6 separate regions of the Homo sapiens genome follow, and regions 2, 3, 4, 5 and 6 are each linked to region 1. The links are chromatin contacts, found by Hi-C or POLR2A ChIA-PET in ENCODE. All regions are on one chromosome and are shown on one strand. The core of a region is the stretch at or near the end of the contact, and the rest is flanking DNA. Distances in the headings are between cores, read along the strand shown.

Evidence for each region. A loop is a pair of places that touch in the nucleus more often than their neighbours do. ChIA-PET counts read pairs that join two places held with the same protein, here RNA polymerase II (POLR2A). Pooled maps may share reads with other maps.
Region 2: a pooled map of gastrocnemius medialis shows a loop between it and region 1 (4-fold over the local background). The contact joins the enhancer-like site here to the promoter of NKILA in region 1. A Hi-C loop is called at or near these places in 2 of 168 maps with a recorded cell type or tissue (ascending aorta and posterior vena cava) and 10 of 50 pooled maps. POLR2A ChIA-PET finds 5 or more read pairs at or near these places in 2 of 52 experiments (PC-3 and activated B cell).
Region 3: a loop to region 1 is called in a map of ascending aorta, with 2.7 times the contacts of the local background. The contact joins the enhancer-like site here to the promoter of NKILA in region 1. A Hi-C loop is called at or near these places in 2 of 168 maps with a recorded cell type or tissue (ascending aorta and gastrocnemius medialis) and 7 of 50 pooled maps. POLR2A ChIA-PET finds 5 or more read pairs at or near these places in 2 of 52 experiments (B cell and activated B cell).
Region 4: a loop to region 1 is called in a map of ascending aorta, with 5 times the contacts of the local background. The contact joins the enhancer-like site here to the promoter of NKILA in region 1. A Hi-C loop is called at or near these places in 1 of 168 maps with a recorded cell type or tissue (ascending aorta) and 3 of 50 pooled maps. POLR2A ChIA-PET finds 5 or more read pairs at or near these places in 5 of 52 experiments (A549, MCF 10A, PC-3 and 2 more).
Region 5: a loop to region 1 is called in a map of PC-9, with 10 times the contacts of the local background. The contact joins the enhancer-like site here to the promoter of NKILA in region 1. A Hi-C loop is called at or near these places in 6 of 168 maps with a recorded cell type or tissue (Calu3, PC-9, Right ventricle myocardium inferior and 3 more) and 10 of 50 pooled maps. POLR2A ChIA-PET finds 5 or more read pairs at or near these places in 3 of 52 experiments (PC-3, SK-N-SH and WTC11).
Region 6: a pooled map shows a loop between it and region 1 (1.8-fold over the local background). The contact joins the enhancer-like site here to the promoter of NKILA in region 1. A Hi-C loop is called at or near these places in 5 of 168 maps with a recorded cell type or tissue (Calu3, PC-9, chondrocyte and 2 more) and 12 of 50 pooled maps. POLR2A ChIA-PET finds 5 or more read pairs at or near these places in 3 of 52 experiments (A549, RWPE1 and SK-N-SH).

Annotation. Positions count from the first base shown.
Region 1 is chr20:57,708,782-57,712,649 of GRCh38, reverse strand. NKILA (NF-kappaB interacting lncRNA) reads right to left here and starts at 2,467. Exons shown (of 1, transcript NR_131157.1): 1 at 1-2,467. It overlaps PMEPA1 (prostate transmembrane protein, androgen induced 1), which reads left to right and starts at 2,635. Exons shown (of 4, transcript NM_020182.5): 1 at 2,635-3,176. The coding sequence starts at 3,068. RefSeq lists enhancers at 1-581, 3,642-3,868 and silencers at 2,234-2,353, 2,374-2,803.
Region 2 is chr20:57,431,797-57,435,653 of GRCh38, reverse strand. LOC124904939 (a long non-coding RNA gene) reads left to right here. Exons shown (of 2, transcript XR_007067672.1): 2 at 505-993. Among named protein-coding and RNA genes, the nearest start is that of RBM38-AS1, 41 kb to the right of the region's middle. RefSeq lists enhancers at 1,923-2,002, 2,864-2,913. Within about 2 kb of position 2,598, at least 16 of the 41 ENCODE cell types and tissues checked have a DNase peak (open chromatin) inside an H3K27ac peak, as active enhancers do.
Region 3 is chr20:57,449,122-57,453,328 of GRCh38, reverse strand. No RefSeq gene overlaps it. Among named protein-coding and RNA genes, the nearest start is that of RBM38-AS1, 58 kb to the right of the region's middle. RefSeq lists enhancers at 983-1,172, 789-1,289, 1,163-1,307, 1,349-1,848, 2,353-2,642 and 1 more and a cis regulatory region at 1,227-1,244. Within about 2 kb of position 2,773, at least 9 of the 41 ENCODE cell types and tissues checked have a DNase peak (open chromatin) inside an H3K27ac peak, as active enhancers do; they include gastrocnemius medialis, where a contact is called at or near this core.
Region 4 is chr20:58,110,388-58,114,671 of GRCh38, reverse strand. No RefSeq gene overlaps it. Among named protein-coding and RNA genes, the nearest start is that of CIMIP1, 38 kb to the left of the region's middle. Within about 2 kb of position 2,536, at least 4 of the 41 ENCODE cell types and tissues checked have a DNase peak (open chromatin) inside an H3K27ac peak, as active enhancers do; they include PC-3 and PC-9, where a contact is called at or near this core.
Region 5 is chr20:58,083,555-58,087,543 of GRCh38, reverse strand. No RefSeq gene overlaps it. Among named protein-coding and RNA genes, the nearest start is that of CIMIP1, 65 kb to the left of the region's middle. Within about 2 kb of position 2,368, at least 5 of the 41 ENCODE cell types and tissues checked have a DNase peak (open chromatin) inside an H3K27ac peak, as active enhancers do; they include PC-3 and PC-9, where a contact is called at or near this core.
Region 6 is chr20:58,023,498-58,027,285 of GRCh38, reverse strand. No RefSeq gene overlaps it. Among named protein-coding and RNA genes, the nearest start is that of LINC01742, 21 kb to the right of the region's middle. Within about 2 kb of position 1,849, at least 5 of the 41 ENCODE cell types and tissues checked have a DNase peak (open chromatin) inside an H3K27ac peak, as active enhancers do.

The sequences.
Region 1 (3,868 bases), core at 1,218-3,717:
TCCAGCCTATGCTCCTTCCAAAGCAATTCTCCTTTCCTACTGCCCCGTCAGGGGCCCTGTCTGTGCTGGAATCATCATTGTCCTCAACTGCAAAATGGAAAATAAAATGATAGTGGTTCCTCCCTCCCGGGGTTGCCAAGATGATTAAATAACATAACAACTAAGATGTATCCGGCCCCTTCTCCTCTACTTGCAAGGCATCGATCCCTTCATTCCTCGCAATCACACCACGTGAAGGTGCCATGAAGCCACCCCATTTTGCAGAAGAGGAAACTGAGGTTGGAGAGGTGAAAGCACTCAGCCGAGGTCACACAGCTATGTCCCACTCATCTTTGGGTGACCCTCAGGTTCGGACCCTGAGGTCTGAACACTGCATTAAGCTCTCCAGACAGAATCAACTTCGGAACTAGCGCCAGAGACCACTAAGTCAATCCCAGGTGACACCATCAGCACTCAATAAATGGTAGCCACTGCCGGTGTCGCAGATGGATCAATGGGAGGTCAAGCGTTGTGGGTAGGTTTGGTTTCTTTAAGCCACTGAATTAACTGGTTATTTTTGCCTGCTGGCAGTGCAGCCTCCATTGTGTAAATGCCATCTCACTTCCAAGACAATCAACGTGTGACTTCTCCCAGCCAGACTAGCCAGGTCTCCCGAGACTTCCCGGAGGGCAGGGGCTGTGTCTGGAGTGGCTGAATTCCCCGGCTCAGGGTTGCAGCTCAGCCAGTTTGTTGATTGAATGAATGAAGAAATGGCTGAAAGCAGGGGTGGTAATGATGACCTCCTTCACCCTAGGAAGTGAATGGGACCCAGGTCATCTCCAGGCCCAGCCAGTATTTGCAGTGGCACCCCAAGGGATGCTGGGGGACCCCTTAGCTTTTCTCTTAAGTTGCAGCGGCCAAACTGCAGCAATATCTTCCCTGATAAAAGACACGCTGGTGGTATTGCCCCTTCCTCAAGGCAGGGGCTGAGGGCGCCCAGTTCACAGCAGGGTGCCATCTGGGGTAGACGCTGGGTATTGCCCCACTCCTGGGCCGGGGCCTGGGTCCTGACCTAGTGCTGGCTGTGGCTCCAAGAGTGAGCTTCTCCTCCCAAACAGAAGACGGTCAGTGCCTCTGAACCTCCCTCTGGGCTGGGCACGCTTGGACTCCTCCAAAGAGCTTGGACCAGCCTGAGCCACATCCCTGGGCTTGACTTCTCCAGAACAAGCCTCCTGGTCTTTCTGGGAGAGCTCTGGCAGCATCACTGTGCCTGTGCAGGGAGAGCGGGAACCCACTTCCTGCACCGGCTTTCTCTGAGTTCTTCAGGATGAATTCGCTCTGGTCTAGGTAAGTTCTACCCCGAGGCCACCTTCACTTCCCAAATTCCAGCTTTTCCTTCTCTATCCAAACTGTTACAAACACAGTAACAATAATTTTTAAAAGCTTTTTTTTTCTCTGAACACACTAAGTCCCTGCTAATTACTGAAACTCCAGGCATTACAGGAATATGTGGACACTTAAAGAATCAGGACTACGTGGGAGAGGGGGAGGCAGCTCCCCAGGGTCCTGGGTTGGCACACAGGCTCCACCACTGTGTGACTTTCAACAAGCGACTTCCTTGACCAGCTGCCCGCTCTGTAAAATGGGGAGAGTAATATTCGGCCACACTGAGTCGGTGTCAGGTTGAGTTAATATTTGGAGAGTTTCTGGCACAGGTAGGTGCTCCTTAAGTGCCTGTTAAATAAGTGAAGCTTTGAGAAAGTGTCTAAAAGGCGACACACTAAATTTTTAAGAGGCTGGAGGTGGGCCAGGGAGGGGAGGTCTCTTATGTAATATTTTAATATCTTTTTAAACCTGAAGAATGTGTTCTTGTAGCACTCCTGTAATTAAAACTTAATGAACTAAAAGTACACCCCTCCTGCTCATACCCCTTTTGAACTCCGCAGCCGCGCCCCCCAGCCGGAGGCCCCTTGGGCAGCAGACAATGGGTGTGGATTCGCCCCAGGTCCCGCCGGCTGGGGCGGCGACAATACACCAGTCCCCGACAGCTATTTACATGACAAGGGCTTCCGGGCGTGTCTACGCGAGTTCCCGTCTTTCCTGGTCGTCCTCCTTGGGTTCGGGTGAAAGCGCTTGGGGGTTCAGTGGGCCATGATCCCCGAGCTGCTGGAGAACTGAAGGCGGACAGTCTCCTGCGAAACCAGGCAATGGGTGATCCATCTTGGGGGCTTCCTCCCCCTTTCTCCAATTTCTCTTCCCTGAGCCCCCAGGGACCTTGTGCTCCTCAGAAGATAGGCTAGCCCCAAGAGCCTGGGTCAAGGACCCCAGGGACGGGGGCGAGGGGAGGGCGCACCAGCAACCCGCCCGGGTGCGGCTGGCACCGAGTTCGGCTCCCCGGCCCCGGGCGTGCGCCGGGCAGGCGTTCCAAGCTGACCGCCGTTGGGGAGAGGGCACAGCGCCCCTCCTCCGTTGCGCGGGTGCCGGGTCTACGTGGGCCGCCTAGCTCTGGCCCTTTAAGAGCCCGCCCCGTTTCCCGTCACCCCGCCCCCCGGCTCGGGGAGGGGGTGCGGGGGAACCTCGGCGGGGATTGGCGCAGCGCGCGCCCCCTCCCCGGCCCCCGCGCGGTGGGAACCGGCAGCCCCGTCTAGCGCTGACGTCAGACCGTCTGCCTGCCTCCGACCGCGGTCTCGGAGCGAAACCCGATCTCCTTGGACTTGAATGAGGAGGAGGAGGCGGCGGCGGCGGCGGCGGCGGAGGCGCTCGGCTGGGGAAAGCTAGCGGCAGAGGCTCAGCCCCGGCGGCAGCGCGCGCCCCGCTGCCAGCCCATTTTCCGGACGCCACCCGCGGGCACTGCCGACGCCCCCGGGGCTGCCGAGGGGAGGCCGGGGGGGCGCAGCGGAGCGCGGTCCCGCGCACTGAGCCCCGCGGCGCCCCGGGAACTTGGCGGCGACCCGAGCCCGGCGAGCCGGGGCGCGCCTCCCCCGCCGCGCGCCTCCTGCATGCGGGGCCCCAGCTCCGGGCGCCGGCCGGAGCCCCCCCCGGCCGCCCCCGAGCCCCCCGCGCCCCGCGCCGCGCCGCCGCGCCGTCCATGCACCGCTTGATGGGGGTCAACAGCACCGCCGCCGCCGCCGCCGGGCAGCCCAATGTCTCCTGCACGTGCAACTGCAAACGCTCTTTGTTCCAGAGCATGGAGATCAGTGAGTGACCCCACGCCCCCCTCCCCGGAGACTCCATCGGGCTCGGACCCTATGTCGGGGCACAGCTGCGAGCGGGGGTCCGGGCCCTGCGCGCCCCCTCGGACCGAACGCCCTGCGCCCGGGCAGCGCCCGCCGCGCCCCGGGCGCGCCCTCCCGGCTCGCGGCAGCTGGCGGCCGGCCCGGCTTTGTCCCGCGGCGCTGCGAGCCTGGCACGGCCCCCGCTGTCCGCGCCCCGCCCGCCCGGACTCGGACCCGGGGCTCAGCGGCGGCGCACGGCGCGGGAGGGTTGGGGCGGGCGGATCCGTGAAGTTTCCATTTTATTTCCCTGAGGGCAGTCGCGATGGAGCATTTAGGCCGGCTCTTTATCAACTTTGGGCGGGGGTGGAGGGGCGTGTGAGACACTGTCTGGTCTGCGAGGTGTCTGGGGCTCCGGGCGTGTGTCTGGAGTGTTCGCGGCGCTGTGTCTCGGGCTCTGAGTGGATGTCCGTGCGTCTGTGGAGTGTGCGTGGCTGCGTGGCTCTGTCTGGGTCTTCGGCGTCTCTCGGGGTGTCTGGGGGTCTGAGTCGCGGTCTTGCCCAAGAGTGCGTGTCACCGAGTCTTCCTGCCTCTCTCTGTGTGTCTTTCCCGTGTCCGGGCCGGGGTGCCTTTCTTGAGCGTGTCCATCTTTCTGGGGGTCTGGTCTGGTTGGGCCG
Region 2 (3,857 bases), core at 1,349-3,848, 280 kb after region 1:
AGGGCTGGCCTCTGTTGTGTCCCCTGCTTATTGTAAAATGGGAGGTTCATAAACCACAACTCACAGAGCAGTGGAAAGGATCAAAGAGCTAATGCGTGTCCGGCACCTCGCGTAGTGTGAGCGCTCCACAAGTGTGAGCAAGGGACGTCTGGGTTGTTTTCTTTTTTCCACCTCTCAGTTTAAATAAGGTTGCTGTGAACGCTTTTCCTGCTGAGGGTTATTTCCTCAGATGCAGAACCCCGCCTCAAGATAATATTCGAGGTCGGGGGGTCAGGCAGCTGCGTGGGGCTTTTTCCATGCAGACAGAAGCATCTTCAAAATCGGAATCTGTTTACAGCAAAGGGATGTGTTATTTTCCCCGCATCCTTTGCAGCACTGGGCTTGTTTTATCGATTTTTTTTTCTCATTCGATCAGCAAGGCTGTGCATTCCTCCGTGTACTGTTTAACTGTCTGTATTTCCTGAGGGATTCATGGTTTGTTCACTGCCTTTGATTGTTTTTCAGGTGGTGTCTGGGACAGTGCCTGGTGCTGTCAGCTGGAGCTGGCAGGCCCACATTGGAAGCATCTTCTAAGTAGGAAGGGGAGACAAGGGCTTGAAGCTGGGGGAGATGGGGAAAGCCTCCCGCCCCATCCACGCCATTCCTGCCTTCCCCTCGTCCTGGGTATTTTGGAGCCTGCCAGCTGAGGAGTGCTCTCCCAGGGTTGGGACTGCAGGCGCCTGACAAACTGAAGAGCACTGAAGCTGGAGATGCAAAGAAGAGGGAGCATTGACTATGTTCTTGGAGCAACGAGCAAGTCAGTGAGGCACGCGTGTGACAGGTGCCTTTCCTGAACCCAGCAATCCTCCTCCCCTTTCCCTGGCTCTCCTGGGAACTCCTAATGAAGTCAGAATAAGCCACTCCATCAATTTATGATCCCCAGATGACTGTGTCCCTTTGCTCCTTAATCACTCAGGTACCCAGATTCTCTATTAGCAAGAAGCCCAGAACCCCCTTCTCGAGTCCTCTCTCGTTTTCAATCTTCCAAGGACACCGAAGTCTTCCTTAACCCACTGCTGGGGGTTGACTGCCGAAGGTCACTGATGCCGGGGCATCTTGCCACCACATGGGGGCACTGCCAAAGATGTGTGCAGAATAGTCCTGCAGACACTGCGCTCGGCAGCGGAGCTCATGCTAGGCGAACCCTTGCCTGGGTGTTGGAGGTCACCCACACTTGAGACTTGAGTTTACAGCTCTCATGGGTCACTCTTAAATACTCAGAGCAGAATGCCAAGTGACTCCTCATCCATGCTCCATGCACCCTGGATCCCAGAACGGGGCACATCACTTTCCTCCACCACTGTCGCCCTGCTCGCCACCACCTCCTCCCGCTAGGCCGGGCTTTCTCAACCGCCACCCCTTTGACATTTGGGGCCAGATCTTTCTCCGCTGTGGGGACATGGCAGGATGCTTGGCAGCACCCCTGGCCTCTGCCTATCAGGTGCCTGTAGCACACCACCACTATGACAAGAAAAAATGTCTCTAGACATTGCCCAACATCCCCTGAGGAGCAGAATGGCCCCAGTGGAGAGCCAGTGCCCTAGACTATTGGGGTACCACCCCTCCACGCTGGCCTGGACCCCCTCTACACTGGCCTAGACCCTCTCAACACTGGCCTGAACCCCCTTCATGCTGGCCTGGACCCCCTCCAACTGGCCTGGACTCCCTCCCCTGGCCCCTTGCCTCCCTTTCTTGACATCACAGTAGGGGTGAGCTTTAAAAAAACCACACAGCTCGTGATGCATGTCACGCTAGGTTCAAAAGCGCTGGGTGGTTTCTCTTGGTATTTGAGATCCACACCTCTGCCTTAGTGCCCGGGCCCTGCAGGGCCTGACCTCACCCCTGTCTCCAGCTTGACTGGCTCCCACACCAGGCACAAGAGCCCTGGCTGTGACATCAGCACGCTCTGTCCTCTCTGCCTTAAGCCCTGTTCAGTCTGTCGCTGCATTCCAGGCCCTTCCACACCCCAGGGGCCTGCAGAGGCCCTGGGACCCCGCCCCTGGTGTTGCCCACTCTACTACGCCTCTTGGTCCATCTGCCTGATTTATGCCTTCATTACCTTTCCTTAGTTATATCCGGTTTCTGTTTTATTAGTTTATTTTTATTGTATTTACTTCTGTCATTCCCATTAGACTGTCAGCTCCGTGAAGGCAGGGGCCTGTCTTGTTCCCTGCCGTATCCCCAGAGTCTAGAACGGCACCTGGGTTGTGGGAGGCACCCAGAAAACACCAGGTCCCTGAAGGAATGAATGAAATGGGAGTGGGCTTCTCTTGTCCTGGAAATGGGCCTTGTCCCCCACATGGCTGTGGAGCTGCAGAGGGGGAGGCTGGAACTACTGTCCTATGGGCCCCTGTGGGCTCAAGAATCCTGCACTCAGCCTAGGACCTGCAGGCTTCGTGTCTCTGGCTCTTGGGAAACAGGTGGAAACTTCCTTCCCGAGAGCCGGAAGCAGCCGCAGGCCCCGCCACACCCAGCCCTGGCCCAGCTCAAGGCGAGGCCCTGGGTCTAAATATAGAAAGTGGGTTGTGAGAGGGCGGGTTTCTTCTCTGGTGAGAGGAAGTGGCTGCTCTGATTAAAACCGGGGTTTGTTCACCCCTCATTGAGACAGTCCTCCCCACCAGCCAGGAAGAAAGGAAATGTGGCAAAATGAACCCAGCCAATGGGGCCTTCCAAAAAGGCCCGGAGAAAGCACCCGGGGGGCAGATGGTCTCTTGTTCCTCCCTGGGGAATGGCTGGGAACCCTGCAGTGAGACACAGGGGCTGCGTGTCCCTGAGCCAACTCTAGCCGCTCTGGGTCTCAGTTTGAAAAAAAAGGGATTGGCCAGATTTGATTTTCAAAGCTGATGTTACCTGGTATTGCCTGAATCAGGAGCTCTCTGAGTCTCAGTTTCCCTATCTGCAGAATGGGTTGATGATGACCATGCCTGTAACAGAACGGCTAGTAGGATTCAAGGAGGCAGTGTGTGTGGCTGGCCTAGGGCAGAGCTGGCACATGACCAGGGCTCCGAAGGTGCTCGCTGTTGTCAGATGTCCACATGAAGTTTGACAAAATGAACGCAGAGCCCCTTGTTGAAACATTACCAGGAATTTCAAGATGGGCTGGGCGCAGTGGCTCATGCCTATAATCCCAGCACTTTAGGAGGCCGAGGCAGGCGGATCGCTTGAGGTCAGGAGTTCAAGACCAGCCTGACCAACATGGTGAGACCCTGTCTCTACTAAAAATACAAAAATTAGCCAGGAATGTGGTGCACGCCTGTAATCCCAGCTACTCAGGAGGCTGAGACAGGAGAATCACTTGAACCTGGGAGGCGGAGTTTGCAGTGAGTGGAGATCATGCCCATGGGTGACAGAGTGAGAACTCTGTCTCAGAAAAAAAAAAAGAAAGAAGAATTTCAAGATGGTAACAGCAGAGCAGGAAACCCTGAGCAGGGCCCTTCCGAGCCCTGCGTGACTGTCCTGGCTTCTGAGCCCTGAGTGACTGTCCTGGCTTCTGAGCCCTGCGTGACTGTCCTGGATCATGCATCCTGATAGGATGATTTCTATCAGAGGAGCCTCGGGGAGCCTACAGAGCAGTGCACAGCCCCCAAGCCCACCCCCAGCCCAGGCCCACGCTTCCCCCACCCCCGACCCGCTGCCCTGCTGCAGTTCCACGGATGGCCCGTTTGAAGAAGGTGATGAAAGTAGTAAAAAGGTGATGATGCCCAAATGCCAGTCCTCGGGGGACGGGTGTGACAGGGCTGAGCCCTGGGGTGGGTGGGGGCTGCTCTTCCAAGAATGGGCCTCACCTATACCCCTCCTCCCTGGACCTCAACATGTCA
Region 3 (4,207 bases), core at 1,524-4,023, 260 kb after region 1:
TCAGCCTCCCGAGTAGCTGGGACTATAGGTGCAGACTACCACGCCTGCCTAATTTTTTCTTTTTTTGTAGAAACGGGGTCTCACTATGTTGCCCAGGCTTCGCTCAAACTCCTGGGCTCAAGCAATTCTCCCACTTCAGCCTCCCAAAGTGCTGGGATTATAGGCATGACCCACTGCACCCAGCTACTTTAAGTTTTTTTGTAGAGATTGGGTCTCACTATGTTGCCCAGGCTGGACAGTCATTTTAACTCCACCAGGTGTCCTGCCTTCCACAGGCATTCCTTTGTCAAAGTCAGAATCAAGCCCTGAGGTTGTACCATCACATCACCCTGCACCTGGTCACTTCTCACAGCCTCCCGCCCTCGTCATGTGAAGCCACTGACACCTCTCTCCTCCTCACCTCCTCCCTCTTTCTGCCCTTACACCCTAGTCTTTATTTATTTATTAAGACAGAGTTTCACTCCTTTTGCCCAGGCTAGAGTGCAATGGCATGATCTCTGCTCACTGCAACCTCCGCCTCCTGAGTTCAAGCGATTCTCCTGCCTCAGCCTCTCAAGTAACTGGGATTACAGGCACACACCACCATGCCCGGCCCCACTCTACCACTCTAGTCTTTAAAACACAAGGCAGAACAATCTCATGGGCCCCGTTGTCCCCCGTCTCACTCAGTCAAGTCCAAAGCCCTCAACAGTGCGGCACAGGCCCATCCCGGCCCGACCATCCCTCCCCACGACAGCCCCTCCAACCTCATCCCGCCACACTCCTTCTTGTTCACTGCCCTGCAGCCACACTGGCCACCCTGCTGCCGCCCCTGCCTCAAGGCCTTTGCACTGGTTGTTCCCTCTGTTTGGCACATCCTGCGCCCAGGGCCTGGCTCATTCTCTCCATTCAGATGTCTGCTCAAATGTCACCTCCCCAGAGGCCTTCTCTGACCACCCTGCCTAAGGCAGGCTCCTGTCCCATCCTCCTCCTGCCCTTTACCCGGTTTAACTGTCTCTGGCGTCCTTCCACCTGACATAGCATAGACAGCACGTGCTTGTGGGTTTATTCCCGGCATGGCTGTGCAGATGGCCCAGCAACTGGCCTGAGAAGGCTTCAATAAACACTGGCTGAACAAATGAAAGAGTAGGTGAATGAATGATTGAGTGAACGAGTAAGCAGATGAAGACCCATCCTGAAGACTCATCCAACCCTAATTGCTCATGAGTGTTGCCAAGTTGCCGCTCTTGTGAGGGGCAGATAAGAATGTGGTTTCCAAAGTTCCGGTTCCTCTTGAGCAGCGGAAGCGCTCCCCTGTGACCTCTGCAGTGGGAACAGCAGCATCCCCTCTCATAGCCCCGCAAAGACAAGGCTCCTGGGCCTCCTTCTAAGGGGCAGCAGGACTCGGGGTGCCTGGGGAGGTCAGGCCTGCATCCCAACACCAGCACTGTCCCCATGGGCTGTGCGGGCCCGGGCTGGTTACCTGACCTCTCTGTGCCTTGGTGTTCTTATCTACAAGATGGGTACAAAGAGGATTTACGTGGCTGCAGGGCTGTTGTGAGAACTGAATACACTCATACGCAGCCAGGCTGAGAATGGTCCCCCGTGAGTGCTCAGTAAGCAAGAGCAAGCATCACCACGTGGCACCATGGAGAAGGGTGGTCTTCCATTATCTCCTTCTCTTTCTTGGGGCAAGGCGAGGCATGTGATTGTCCCCATCTGGAGCTTGGCCAAGCCAGAGCAGGGGATGTGACAGAGCCCTCAGCATGGTGACATCCCGGAGTTTTGACTATGGGGCTGCAATAGCCACAAGTGCACTGGTGTGCCATGCGGATGTTTCACCTTCGGGGTCTGCCTGGGATGAGCTGCCATCCCCCCTTCTTTGCTGCTGAGGCAGTCAGACCTGAATTGTCTCCACCCCACTGCCAGCTTCACTGAGGAGGAAAGAGAAAGAAAAGGAATGCCGAGGCCCCCAGACAGGAGGCCAAAGATACACAGCCCTCTGGGAAAGGGGGAGGTGGATGCCCAGAGGTGAGGAGTGCTGGCCTGGGGGACTCCTTCGGGGGGCTCCGGGGCTGGCTAGCTGCGGGTGCTGGGCCCAGCCCTGGGCTTGTGTGCCCATAGGGACTGTACCTTCCACATGAGGGGACGTGACCAAGCGGCTGCAACCACACACCTCCCGGCCGGGGCTCGACAGAGCAAGAGGGTCATGAGTATTTCTCACAGAAGGTGAAGTGTGCAGACACAGTGCCATCTGTGGCCTGCACGCTCTCCGGGCCCCTCCAAGCCACCCCCTCCGTCCTTTCTCAGGCCGGGTCCACCCTAGAAACCCAGTGTGTTGGCAGCAGTTTGCCCCAGATGGTCCCTGCTGCTCCCAGCACCTCAGCTCACCCGGCCATGCCCCAGCCTCCAGTGCACTTCATCACCTGCCCTAGAAGCAAGATGCTGAGACCTCGAAGACTGCACTCAGACCCTCAGAGCAAAATATTCGCAACTAATGTGCCAGCAAATTTCCCAAAGCCAAGTAAAACTTAGGATCCAGCAACCCTCCAGTGAGTCCCGAGCAAGGGGCTCGATGATGTGGTTTTGCTCTCCCTCTCCTCAGGCCACTCTGGGCAGGCAGTTTGTCACCGGGAGAGATGACTGCCCCCCCTCACTGGAGCAGGACTGGTGACCACACTGGCAGCCAGATGTTGGCCCAGCGTCGTAAATGATGCAGGACGGCTTATCGGCCACAGGAAGCCAGAGAGCCAGGCTGCAGCCACACAGAGTGAAGAAACAGGCTTGTGGGAGAGGAAGCTGCCCAGCCTCGGTTATGCAAAGTATACGGGGGTGCGGGGTGGGGAGCGGGGGGGCTCTTCCTCTATTACATAATTATCTCTGCATCCCTGCTGGAGGGAGGCTTGCACCTCAGCTGCACTTCCGAGTCACTTGGGGTGTCGAGTGCCACCCTAGGGATTCTGGCACAGTTGGTCTGCAGCATGACCTGGGCAGGAGGGTTTTTTAAAGCCCTCTGGATGATTCTAGGAGCAGCCAATGTTATAAACACAGGCTCCAGATTTAGAACACAGGCTCAGGTTCAGGAGCAGAGCTTCAGCCTACAGGTCCTGAGGGATCCCACCCAACTGCGAGGATCACAGAGACTAAGCTGTGAATAGTGCCCTGGAGTTGTGCAGTTTACAGCCTGTGCAACTGGACACAGCCGACCTGATGGGGGGCAGGGGAGAAAGTGAGCATCCAAACTACTTTGTTGGTGAAGAATGACATGGAGGTGCAGGTTCAGACCCCAGTGCTGCCACCTGTTCAGGGAATTTGTACTCGGTGCCTCCTGTGTACGGGCACTATGTACCCAACCTGAGTCATGCAGATGATATTTATGGGAGGGAGACAGAGAGAAAACAAATAATCCCGCACACAAATATATAATGACACATTTAGTAAAAACAGGCGGCAGGAAAGAGCAAGGGAAGTGTGGTGGGCAGAATAATGCCCTCACCCCAGTCTTAGAACCTGTAACTACTCTAGGCTGCTCGGCGAAGGGGAATTTGGGCAGCAGATGGAACAGAGGTTGTGAATCAGCTGGCCTGGAGATGGGGAGATCATCCTGGACCATTGGAGAGGGCCCAGTGTCCTCACAGGAACCCTTCAAAGTGCAAGAGGGAATGGGAAGAGGGGCGGCAGAGGGAAGACTCACCCCGAGGCTGCTGCCTTGGAAAGGGAGGAACCGAGGACCTGAATCCTGCCAACCACCCCAATGAGCGGGAAACAGGTGCTCCTTTGAGCTTCCAGAAAGGGGCACAGTCTGCTGACACCTTGACTTGGGCTCACTGAGACCCTGGACAGAGGGTCAGTGGAGCCCACCCAGACGCCTGACTTAAGGAGCAGGTGAACTAATCAAGAGGTACTTCAGGCCATGGCACTGGGGGTCACGTGTGATACTAGCAAACAGAAAACACACAGTCAAAGCCTCAAGCGAGAGTATGGTCTAGTTTGGGGGTAAGAGAAGCCTTCCTGAAGAAATGGCATTTGGGGTAAGACCAAGAGGAAGAAGAGAAATGAACTTGGCAAAGTAGGGAGGCAGAGAGAAAAAAGCGGGCCAGGGCCCTGGGCAGGAAGAAACCCACTGTGAGCAAGGGAGGGAGAGAAGTCCAGTGCGAGGCACTATTGCACGCTACCAGCCTCAGCTTCCTTGCCTGTGAAATGGGATTATAACAGCATGCCCTCATTG
Region 4 (4,284 bases), core at 1,287-3,786, 400 kb before region 1:
AAGAAGTTGTAATCAAATGCCCATTTAACAGACGAGAAATCTGAAGCTCAGGGAGTCACATATGAAGTGACAGAGCAGAGATTCAGGCTGTCTGAATGGCTCCAGTCGGTTTCATTTTGGGGAGTGGGTGCAGGTGGGTTGGGAACGTAATGGGGTGTGAATCCGGAACAGGATCTCTATCATATATTAAAAGGATGGACATAGAAGCTCTTCTCTGAACTCGGAAGCTGGGGCACTCCTGTTTTGCAGATTTCCCGGGCTCATTCTCTTCTTGGTGACTCCAGGTTTGTGAGGACCACACCTCTCCTCATCTTCAAGACAGTCTGTTTTGTCTGAATGATTGTCTTGGAGCCTACCTGGTTTGGCTAGATGCGTGATAGCATGAGAAGCAAATTGCCAAGCCCCTGAACACCATTGTGAGCACTGGAATTGTGTGTCTTATTACTGTTAAACGGCGACTAAGCCACCAGCGCTAGAGAACGTGTAATTTCACGTATAATTTAACGGAAGCATGCATCCTGGTGCCTTAGTCCGGGTAACAGCTTCCTGCTTTTGTACAAGGCGCTTTGCACATTAAAGTAATTGCAGAAACTTATGAGGACGACAGGAAAGTTTACTCTTCCTCTTTACGAAGAAAACAAATGTGTTTTTCTGCAGATTCTGCCAAGGCTCAATTTTAATGATCTCGCAGATGGAGCTGGCACATGTGAGCCCGTGGGTGCAGCTGTCTGCTTTCTCCAGCCTGAGGGGCGTGTGACTGCAGCCATAGCACCGTGTTGGCAGCACTGCGTCTCTCCCGCAGCACCACTCTCCTAACCCACCATGTCACTTAAGGGGAGGAGGGTATGAGACCTGTTGTGAGACTAAAATGAGAAACACCCCAGAGGATACGCAATTGGCAAAGCTGACAGTTCTCTTGCTGTTTCACTGGCATTGGGGTTGGAGTCCCTTGCATGTGCCCTGCCCCTGCTGAAGTAGGTGTCCCTGAGCAGCCCATGACTTTGGTGGGAGCATTAGGACAGAGCCTTGTTTTTCCCCACTACCCCTGCCTGGCTAAACACACACTCCATCAAATAAACCACGAAGCAGCAGAGAGAGGGTTGGCAATTTGCTTTTGAAAATTCACACGTCCACGAGGGTTTCAACAACTTTGGCTGTATGTGCAATTGTTCTTTCCATCAATTGCTTATTGTTTGGAACTCAACCAGAGTTCAAAACTCAGGTGCATTCCTTCATTGACCCAGCTTCAGTATTAATAGTTGAGAGGAAAAGAAAGCAAACATTTAAACAAGTTCAGGGCTGGGGTGTATGAAAAATACACTATTCAAAGTTGTGTTAGTTTCCTATTTCTGTTACAATGAATTACTACAAACTGAGTGGCTGAAAACAACATAAATGTATTGTCTTACGGTTCTGGTGGCAGCAGGGCTGTGCTTCTTCTGGAGGCTCTAGGGGAGAATTCATTTCCTTGCTTTTTGCAGTCGGCAGAATTGCCTTCTTCTGAGGCTTCTCTCGTTGGCTTGTAGATGGCTGTCTTCTCACTGTGTCTTTCATAGTTGCCCCTCTGTGTGTGTGTCTGTGTGCAGATTTCCTCTTATTGTGTGGACCCCCAGTCATATTGAATTTGGGCCCACACATATGCACTCATTTTAACTTAATTACCTCTGTAAAACTCTATCCCTCAATACAGTCACATTCTAGGGTACTGGGGGTTAGGGCTCCAACATAGGAATTTGGGGGACACAATTTGACCCCTCACGCTAGTTCTGTCCTCTCCTCTGAGAACCTGACCACTCCATGGTGCCTTTTGTACATACCTTCAAGTAGCCAGTAGAGACCATCTAGGCCCTGAACACCATATCCACATTCCTAGGGGAGGATAAGGAGACCAGCCTCATGCTAGACAATGCTGGCCAAAAAGTTAAGGGTCCAATAGCGTGCCAGTCAGGGGAGTCCAAATGCTGTGACAGAAAACCCCCAAATCTCAGAGGCCAAACACAATCACCGCCCAGTATGTGGTGGCAGGGGTGCGGCTTCACGCAGCCATTCAGGGATCCAGGCCCTCACAGCAACTCTCTGTAGTAAACTGGGAAGTTGGACAGGCTTTGTCTGAAAGCACAGCTGTGCTCATCTTAGGTTTCACGAGATAAGGTCTTGAGAAGTGATGTTTGATTTTGACTCTGAGAGGCACAGTCCCCACTGCTATTTTCAGTTATTTCACAAAGGGTTCATTTCCTCTTCCAGCTAATGAGCTCCCAAGGGGGCACAACTCAATGGCTCACCAAGCATCCCTTCTTAAGGGTGACCAGCTATTCTGGTTTTCCTGAGACTGAGGAGGACTCCAGGAGGCAGAATTTTAAGTTTTAAAATTGGGACAGTCCCAGGCAAGCCAGGACGAGTTGGTCAAGCCACTGTTTGTTGAAATACATATTTTCAATAACTGAGATAACTCTGATTCACCACCCTGGAATTAAGGGGAAGCAGAAGGAGCTCTAGGCACAACCACACCTGCTACTCTGATGACAAATGCCTGCTTTCCAAATCTCACTGGTGAAACTCTTTTGTTTAAAAGAGTCTGAGACTCATTGGGCCAGGCACGTGCCTAGTGCTTTTTAAAAAATGTGAATAGGTCTCATCATTGAGAAATTGCAACTTAGAAGACAACCATCTAACTTCTATTGAAAAATCAAGAGAGCTGACAGTTCTGGGCTGTATTTCCATGTGGCAACAATTATCTGGAGCTGGGCAGAGGTTTCTACTTTAGATGGGGCCTGAGCTTCCTAGTTGCACCGCTTGCCACCATTTACTGTTTTCTCTCATGTCTAACCCACTGACTGTGACGTCACCAACCTGGCCGCTGAGGCCATTGAGTTTGCAGTGGATGGCGTTTTCTTAACTGTAACCCAATCAACCTTGGGAGAAGGAATCCCAGTCTTGATTGTCTCTCTGGAAACACTAACTCATAAACTTCAGCTCCATCTCAGTTCCTAGGATCTATTTTGCTTTCAAGGGGATAAAGAGGTCAGGAAAGAGGCCGCTAGCTGGGCAAAAGTTTAGAAACCATTTCCCGCTAGCGCTGTGGTGTCAATCAAGCCCACGGTCTCCTTCCGCCAGCATCGTGACGTGCAGCCAGCCCTGGGAAACCGGGGCAGTTCTGGGAGCTCAAACGGGAGCCGTTCACGTGTCATTTTTCTTAGCAACAAGGATTCCGCTTCATTTCGGGCTTGTCTTGAGAGGCAGAAGTTTCTATTTATCAGCCAACAAAGAGGCTGAAGGGTTTGATGCCTGCTTTGAAGCCGGGGGCTGGGGTTTGGATTGGGTTCTAGGCCCCACCATGTGCATGCCTTTCACTCCAAATCAAAAGCAAGAGGGAAAAAGGGAAGATTGTGGTTAAAACAAAACAAAACAAAACTGGAGAAACACTGAGAAAATATTGTGCTAGTTTATCTCTAAAGGATGTGCCCTTCAGGTAGTGCTCAAAGAGGCTGTAACTTTTCCTGACTCCAATTAACGCTCAGGGGACACTGACAGTCCAGGGAGTGCCCCAAGCACAGCTTTGACATAGTACTGTTTCATCTAGGGAGGGGCAGAATGTGTAGCAACAGGGGCTCTCAGCCAGTTGGGACAACGATGGTTTTGGGGTCGGGCCCGGTGGCTCACGCCTGTAATCCCAGCACTTTGGGAGGCCAAGGCAGGCGGATCACCTGAGGTCAGGAGTTCAAGACCAGCCTGGCCAACACGGTGAAACCCCATCTCTACTAAAAATACAAAAATTAGCTGGGCGTGATGGTGCACGCCTGTAATCCCAGCTACTTGGGAGGCAGAGGCAGGAGAATTGCTTGAACCAGGGAGGTGGAGGTTGGAGGGAGCTGAGATCATACTATGGTACTCCAGCCTGGGCAACAGAGCAAGACTCCATCTAAAAAAAAAAAAAAAAGTGGTATTGGGAAATGTTTACTGACTGAACAAATGTTTTCTCAGCATCTTCCAGGTGCTGGCACCATGCAAGGCCCAGGGTTACAGTGGCATCTGGGGCAGGTGTTGTCCCAGCAGACTCTGAGGTGAGGATTAGGACATGTCCCAGGAGATGCCTCTCAGGGAGGGGAACCAGAACAGGGATGGAGAGGAAGCCAATCAGGGGGTGACTTCAGTGATTCCCATTCCCCTGCCTGATCCCGGGGAGAGCCCTGGTATATAAATTACCCCCACCCCAGAACTGGCCTGATCAGAGTGGGTGCTGCTGGCCTTGGTCACCTCACCAGTCAGTCACTGACTGTGGGCATG
Region 5 (3,989 bases), core at 1,119-3,618, 370 kb before region 1:
CATTGGCCCAACATTGGGCTGGCTAGCTGGGAAGGAAATCAGAGTAATTAGCTTTAGAGCTGGTTGCCTGCTGGTTGGAATTCCATGCTCTGGCCACAAGGGGACAGCACTTGAGAGACGATGTTCCCGGGCATCCATTGTTCCTTTCTCCAGGGGCTTTGCAGTCAGACTCTTTTATTTGGTTGGTGTTTCTTCTTCCATCCAAGAACAACCACACACTACAATTCATGGAATTAAATTTCACATCAGTTAAAGGCCAGATAAAGAGAGCTGGGGTTCGGCTAGAAGTAGTCCAGGAAGGCTCCCTGGAGGAGGTAGATCTTGGTCTGGATGGGCCAGGGCCATTGGTATTACACCTCAGCAATTCAATTCACCTGCATTGCTTGAGTGCCTACTGTATGCCAGGTACTGCCCCTGGTGCAGTGGGCAAGACAGAGGCATTAGATGGGGCCCCTCATGGAGGACACGGTTTAGTTGGTGAGCGGATGATGCTCACACAGCTGTAATGTAAGTCAGAAGTTGATGAAGGCAACAAAGAAAAGGTAACAAGGTCAGATTTATTCTCACCGACGGGACCTGAAGCAGTATCGCTGAGGAGGAGGCATTCGAGTTGGACTCTGAGGAAGGGGTAGCATCGGTCAGGATGGTTTCACGGGCCTCACCCCGTGTTTTCCCCACCTGAGCTGGGAGGTAATGCCAAGAAAGCATTTACAATGCCAGGTGTATGTGTGATCCAGACACGGAGGGTAAGAAGGCAAACTTTACTATTGGGCAGATGTGAGTTCAAGTCTCACCCTGGTCATTTCTAAGCTATGCCATCTTGAAATGATGTAACCTTTTTAAGTTTAAGTTTTCTCATCTACCAAATGGTTATAGTGCTTGTACTGACCTTGTAGCTTGTTCTATAAGTTACATAAACAAATAAAAAATTATTAATATCTTGAGATTGAAATTCCACATGGCTTATAACCTGGGAAGAGAGAAGAAAAGGCATTCAGTTATTCAACATATGCTTATAAAACACCTACTATGTGCTAGGCATTATGCCGGGCCCTGGGGCTATAACAGGCTCTGAAAAAAATAGATATTCTCACCCTCATGGAGCTAGTGTGGAGAGAAAGCAAACAAAATAAGGCAATTGAATAAAAAATAGAGAAATCATGTCTTTTGTAGAAACGTGGATGGAACTGGAGGCCATTATTCAATGTGAGATGACTTGGAAGCAGAAAGTCAAAAACCACATGTTCTCAGTTATAAGTGGGAGCTAAGCGATGTGTGCACACAGACATATGGAGCAGAATAATGGACACTGGAGACTGGGGAGTGTGGACGAGTGGGGAATGGATGAGGGATGAAAAATTACCTGTGGGGTGCCTATTTGGGTGTGGTACATGAAAAGCCCAGATGTCACCACTGTGCATTATTATATCCATGTAACAATCGCACTTGTAGCCCCTAAATCTAGAAAAATAAAAAAAATTTTAAAGAACAACAAGAAAAAATAAGGTAACCTACAGCAGGCCAGTTGGCCATAAGTTTTTTTGAGAAAGTAAATCAGGGAAGAGGGTAGGAATTGACAATCTGGAGAGGAGGGGGCCATTTTTAAACGATTTTCTTGGGAAGCTTCCAGAGGGCTTGCCTTAGGGGACAGTACGAAAGAAATAAATCTTCAAAACTTTTTGATAGCAACAGAGAACCATAGATTTAGATACGTTTGGTAAAGTTTTAAAGGCCAGCGGCGATCAAACTGCCAATGTCCAGGAGGAAAATGGGAGAAAATGAAAACTAACTTCAATGCAATTTTAAAAAAGGAAAAAAATAATAAAAAAAAGATGGTAAACATATATTATCAAACAGGTGGAGATATAGTCTCTCAGATTTGACTTAAAAAGCAAAAGCCAACTCTAAACCGTTCACAAGACACAGCCCAAATAACCTGACCCAGAAAGGTTCATAATAAAGAAAGGAGCTCTGGTAAGTGGGACAACATGAGGGGAGCCGAAAGCAGGGATGAAATGTGACAATGAGATTAAGCAAAACTGAAGGCCACAGGCAGGAAATGGTAAGCCGAGGAATACTTTCTACTGACAAAATCTATAATCCACCAAGCAGACATAGCGGGCCCAAATCTTAATCGGCCAAATGTTTCACTGGGCGCAAAGACTATAATGCACCATCTCGACAAAGCCCCAATCATAGCAATAGACTTTGACTTTCCCCTCTCATAATTGGATAGGTCACGTGGACAAATAAGCAGATAAGGAATGTGGGCAACACAATGAACAAGCTTGATTTATGAAATGTCAATACAACTCTGTTCCAAAGAAACAGCCCCATTCTTCTCCTGGGCGCACGGAACATTTTTGATATTAGTCGTGTTCTTGGCTCACAAGTAGATTATTTACTGCCACAAACAGAAACTCTGACTCAGGCAGTTTAAGTCATGGGGAAATGTAGAAACCCATGTCCAGGAGGTCAAGGGAGGGTGGGCACCAGGGTGGGCACCAGCAGGGGCCCTCGGCCTCTCTCTTAAGGCTGGCTGTGGTGAGGTGGAGCAACTGAGACAGGGCCTCCCTTGTTTTCTTCCACTGGAAGAAAAAAAGGAATTTCTTCAACCATGCAATAAAAGTCCTTCTCTTTAGTCAGATTGGGTTACTGATATCAAACGCCCACCCTTGAATCAAGAAGAGTTGCCCAAGACAATGCACAGATTGGTTTCACCTGGAAGCCATGGGCAAGACAGATCGAATCGTCATGATTGACCAAGACCACTCAAGTCCCACCCGGGGAGCTGGGGCAGGCTCCGCTTCCCCACGGGCTGTGTGGAGGGAGGGGATCTGGAGTAGTGTCAGGGGTGGGAGGGGAAGGAGGAAGGGGAGAAGGATGCTGAATAGGAACCAACAGAGTCCATTACTCTGGCCAAGAGGAGAATGTTAACAAATTCTGGAAAGGATGTAACTTACGGGCCAAATTTTCTGCCAATAATGCTTTATGATATTTGTAAGAAAACTAGATTCTTAAAATGGAAGCACATCTTCTGTACTGTAAAGTGCACAGTGTTAAGTATACACCTGAGTGAATTTTTACACATGTACAGCCACCCAGAACACCTCCTGAAGCTTCCCATGCACTGCTTCGCAGCTAATGCCTCCTTCCAAGAGGCAACCGCTGTACTATTCCGACTGCAGTCACTATAGATTAGCTTTGTCTGCTCTTGAATCTTTCACAGATGGAATTATATGGCCTGTAGTCTATTGTGTCAGCTTCCTTTACTCAATATAGTGTTGGCGACATTCACATATGCTGTTGTGTATATCAGTCCCATTGTTTATTGCTGCATAGTGCTCCTTTGTATGAATTCACCACTGTCCTTTCTCTAACAAATTGATAATTTCACTGGGAAATTTTAAAGCATACTCTTCTAAATAATTTTTAAATCAAGGAGAAAATAGAAACTTAAATTTTATATCAATATTATTTATCAAATATTGATATATTACAGCAACATCTTGGATGTAGCCAAAGCCATATTCAGAGGAAAATCTATATCCCAAAATTCTTTTATTGTTAAGAATGAGGGGCTATGAATGACTAATAATTAAACTAAAGAGTATAGAAAACACTATAAATAAAGCAGAAAACAGAAAGTTGTATTATTAGAGAGTAAAGCAGAAATTTATTAGGAAAAATAGTAAAGTTGATAAGTAAAATAAAGAGTTGATTATTTCAGAAGCCGAGCAGGGTGGTGAGTGCACATAGTCCCACCTACTTGAGAGACTGAAGCAGAAGGATTGTTTGTGCCCAGAACTTCAAGGCCAGCCTAAACAACATAGTGAGACTGTCTCTAAGCAAACAAACACAAAATAGTTGCTTATTTCAAAAGACAAATAAAATAGACAACCACCTCATACGTTTGTACAATAAAAAGAATAAAACAAATATTTGCATCATAAAAAATGAGAAAAGATTTACCATCACAAGTATGCATA
Region 6 (3,788 bases), core at 600-3,099, 320 kb before region 1:
AAGCAAGGTGCCATACATAACTTGGGCCTTAGTTTTCCCAGTCTTACCACATGATAGGTGTGTTTTTTGTGCTCCATGAATGGATAGATGTATGGATGGATGGAGAAATAAATAGATGGATTTTTGGGTTGCTGCATGGATGGGTGGTAGATGTATGGATGGGTGGATAGATAGATGCACGGATGGATGGATGCAGAGACAGATGAATGTGTGCATGCATGGGTGCTTGGATGTATGTATGTATAGATGGATGGATGGGTGAGTATATGGATGGGAAGATGGACAGATGCATGGATGGATGGATGCATGGATGGATAGATGAGTGGATGAATGGATGGGTGGGCAAATGGATGAATAGAATTGCTGCATGAACAGCCTTTTTGTAAGAGGCATTTTCTGGAATTTGTTGGCTTTCTCTAAGGCTCTTCAAATGTGATGGTGTGAGCTACAGATAGAGAGAATGTGGTTTGCTAGATCCTAAGCAGTGTAGGATAGGGGATGAGGACTCAAACCAGAGGGCTGGGGCCAGTCAGTCTGCAAGTGGCATGTATTTTCATCAAATTAGTTGTCAACCTTAAAAGTGAGGTTATGTCCTGAAAATCCAGATTGCTGATCTCTCCTGGAAAACTTTTAAGCTGTGACCTCACTGGGCCCACATTTCTGCCCAGAAACAAGTGGCTAGAGCTGGATGAAGGATGTCTTCTCTGGGGGTCTGTGGGCTGCCCACTTCCCCTCTATGGCCACCTCCTTCCCTCCCTCGTTTTTTATCCACAACAGAATTAGCCCCCCATGGAGTGGCGGGTTTGGGGTCAGAAGGCTCTGGGTCCAAGTCTAATCCCATCATATTTCCTGTGTGTCCTTAGGTGAGTCATTTCCCCTCCTCTTTTGGGGCAAGTGGAAGAGAACAGGCAGCATTAGAATCAGATTTTGCCAAAGTGTATTTCTCTTGCTGGTTACTTGTCCTTGCTTTGCCACAAATTCTTCATCTGTAATGTGACAGCAATGACAATGGCATGCATTATGATTTTAAAGCATGTTGAGTTCTTTATATATATTAGCTTGCAGTCATCCGTTGAGATTGGCAGGCTTATATCCCTATTTTATTTTATTTTATTTTTTTTGAGATGGAGTCTTGCTCTGTCACCCAGGCTGGAGTGCAATGCTGTGATCTCGGCTCACTGCAACCTCTACCTCCTGGGTTCAAACGATTCTCCTGCATCAGCCTTCCTAGTAGCTGGGATTACAGGTGCATGCCACCATGCCCAGCTAATTTTTGTATTTTCAGCAGAGACGGGGTTTCATCATGTTGGCCAGGCTGGTCTCAAATTCCTGACCTCAGACGATCCACCCACTTCAGCCTCCTGAAGTACTGGGATTACAGGCCTGAGCCATACATGCCCAGCCTGTTATATTCCCACTTTAAAAGGAAACTCAGGCTTCCCAAACTCCCTTCTCACCTAGCTAGAAAACAGGCCGGGAAAACAGGCAGAGCCAGGATTCAGGTTGAGCCTCATGTGCCTACAGTCCCTGTGCTGCTTCCTGCACGGAGCAGAAAGCAGGGATCAGAACATCTACTTTGGAGCAGCCCCCACTGCTGCTTATGGGACATTTGCTGAAAAACCTTGGGACAGGTTGCTTTGACCCCAGGGCCCTTTCTTTGTGGAACACCCCAATATAAAATATAAAATCTCTGGAATGTGGTTCTTCCTCTCTCATCTACACTCCAGTTGCTCTGCTGCTGGGCTGTCCCTTCCCACACAAAGGCTTGGGGAGTGCTCTGAACAGCTTGTCAGAGTGGAGGCCTGTGTCCCCAGCCTTGGGAGCCCCAGGGACTGGCCAGCATGTTGGATGCTGCCCAGCTTCAAAGTGCTTCCCAGCCAAACGTGTCCAGCTGACCATATTCCCAGGGTGGAGTGTCTTTCCCACGACCATACAGGGTCCAGGAGCAGCCTTGGCCACCAGCCCCCCTCCAACGCCCCCTTCCCTCACCACAGTCCTCTGATTTGTGACCTACTCCTCTTTGGACTTTAGGCAAATGCTTCTCCACTGGTCTGAACTTCATCTTCTCCATCTGTAAGTTGGGTGTTTGATAATGTCCCTCAAGGGGTATCAACTAGGGTGCATTCAACAAGCCTGTCCACCACGCCACCCCGAAACTGCCTCTCCTCCAGGAAAGGCCCCTAAATTCACAGAGCCTCCTCAAATGTTTGGTTACCATGCCCTACAGACTGCAAAATTACTGAACTGGTAAGCTCTCTTCTGGGCACAAAAGCCAGAATCCAGCCACCTAATGTGACTGTCAGGGCCACAGTAACAAGAGAAAGAGGACACAGAGCCTCTCTTAATGGGGCTCTCTGTTGGTGAAGCAAAGGTAAGTCACTTTAAAAAAAGCATCTGTGGCTTGAGGCAAAGTTCACGAAGACCAAGAAGATCATCTCTGAGCAGAACGCAGTGCAGAAAGTGCAGTGCACCTCAACTGCAGTCCTCACGTGGATGGGTTTGAAGGGAAGTAAAAACAAATAGCCCCCAAATACCATTGGTGTTATAGAAAAAGTCCGTACATGGTGGTGATGGCAGAGGTGGCCCGTCTGGAGCAGCTGCTGCCATGACGCAGGCTGCAGTAGGGGAGGCGCAGCCAGGGCTGCACATTCCAAGGGGTCAGTGGGAGCTGGAGAGGGGTGGGGGCCCTGCCCTCCTGGGCGCAGCTGCAGCTGTGGACTCAGGCATCTCTGCATTTTCAGGGGACCAGGAAGTCCCTCTCCCCCCGTAGGCTCAGAAATACCTGCTCCCATTGCCTGGCCTCTCCCTGCTCCCTGAGGAAAATTGAGGCTGAGCCCAGGTGCTGTTGCGACCTAGCTGGGTGTGCACGTGCTTGGGGGCAGTGCTGACACACCAGCCCCCTGCTGCCCTCAGCCCCCTCTGGACGTTGGGTGCCAAGGGGAGGCCAAGGGGGAGCTTAGGGCAGCTCAATGCCAGCCTGCGGGCACCCCTCTGCATGAGCAGCTTGGGCACCATGGGCACTGTGGATGGCAGGTTGATGGTGGTGGAGGCAGACAGTCTTCTGGGTGGAAAGGGGTGGGTCCCCGGTGAAGACTTGGGGCTGGGCTGCCAGTTCTGTGGACTGGAATGAGAACTTTTGGTGCATTTCTCAGACTCACCCATGGCCACCCATGGACAAATTAGTATGCACTTCCTCCCTTCTGAAACCCATAAAAGCCCAGACTCAGTCAGACTAGAAGAGATGTCAGGACGCCCTGCCTGTGGAGAGAAGCTACCCACTGTGAGTCTCCTCTCTGCTGAGAGTTGGACACTCGTTCAGGAGACCCTGCCTGTGGAGAGGAGCTATCCACTGTCGGTCTCCTCTGTCTGAGCTGTTCTGCTGCTCAATAAATCACCTCTTTGTCCTGCTCACCCTCTACTTGTCGTCATACCTCATTCTTCCTGGATACAGGACAAGGACTTGGGACCTGGTGAATGGTGGCGCTGAGACATGCCCTTTGCTCACCATGTTGTGGGTGATGAGAAGGAGAGAAGAGACAAGGAGAGGAGAGCTGCAGCCCTTTGGGGAGCCCAGTCCTAGGAGCTCCCCGGGCCAGGGCTGTGACACCCTCTTTGGGGCTGTGTGGTTCCTGGCACCTCCAAGCTTCTGGGTGCCACCATGTTCCCCAGAGCCAGCGTGGCAGCTGCTTGCAATATGCCTGGTCTAGCCGCAGCCTCACAATAAGCTGGTGCCTGTGCCAGAACCTTAGCTGCCTGTCTTGCAGCAGCTGGCGTGCCTAGCTGTGTGC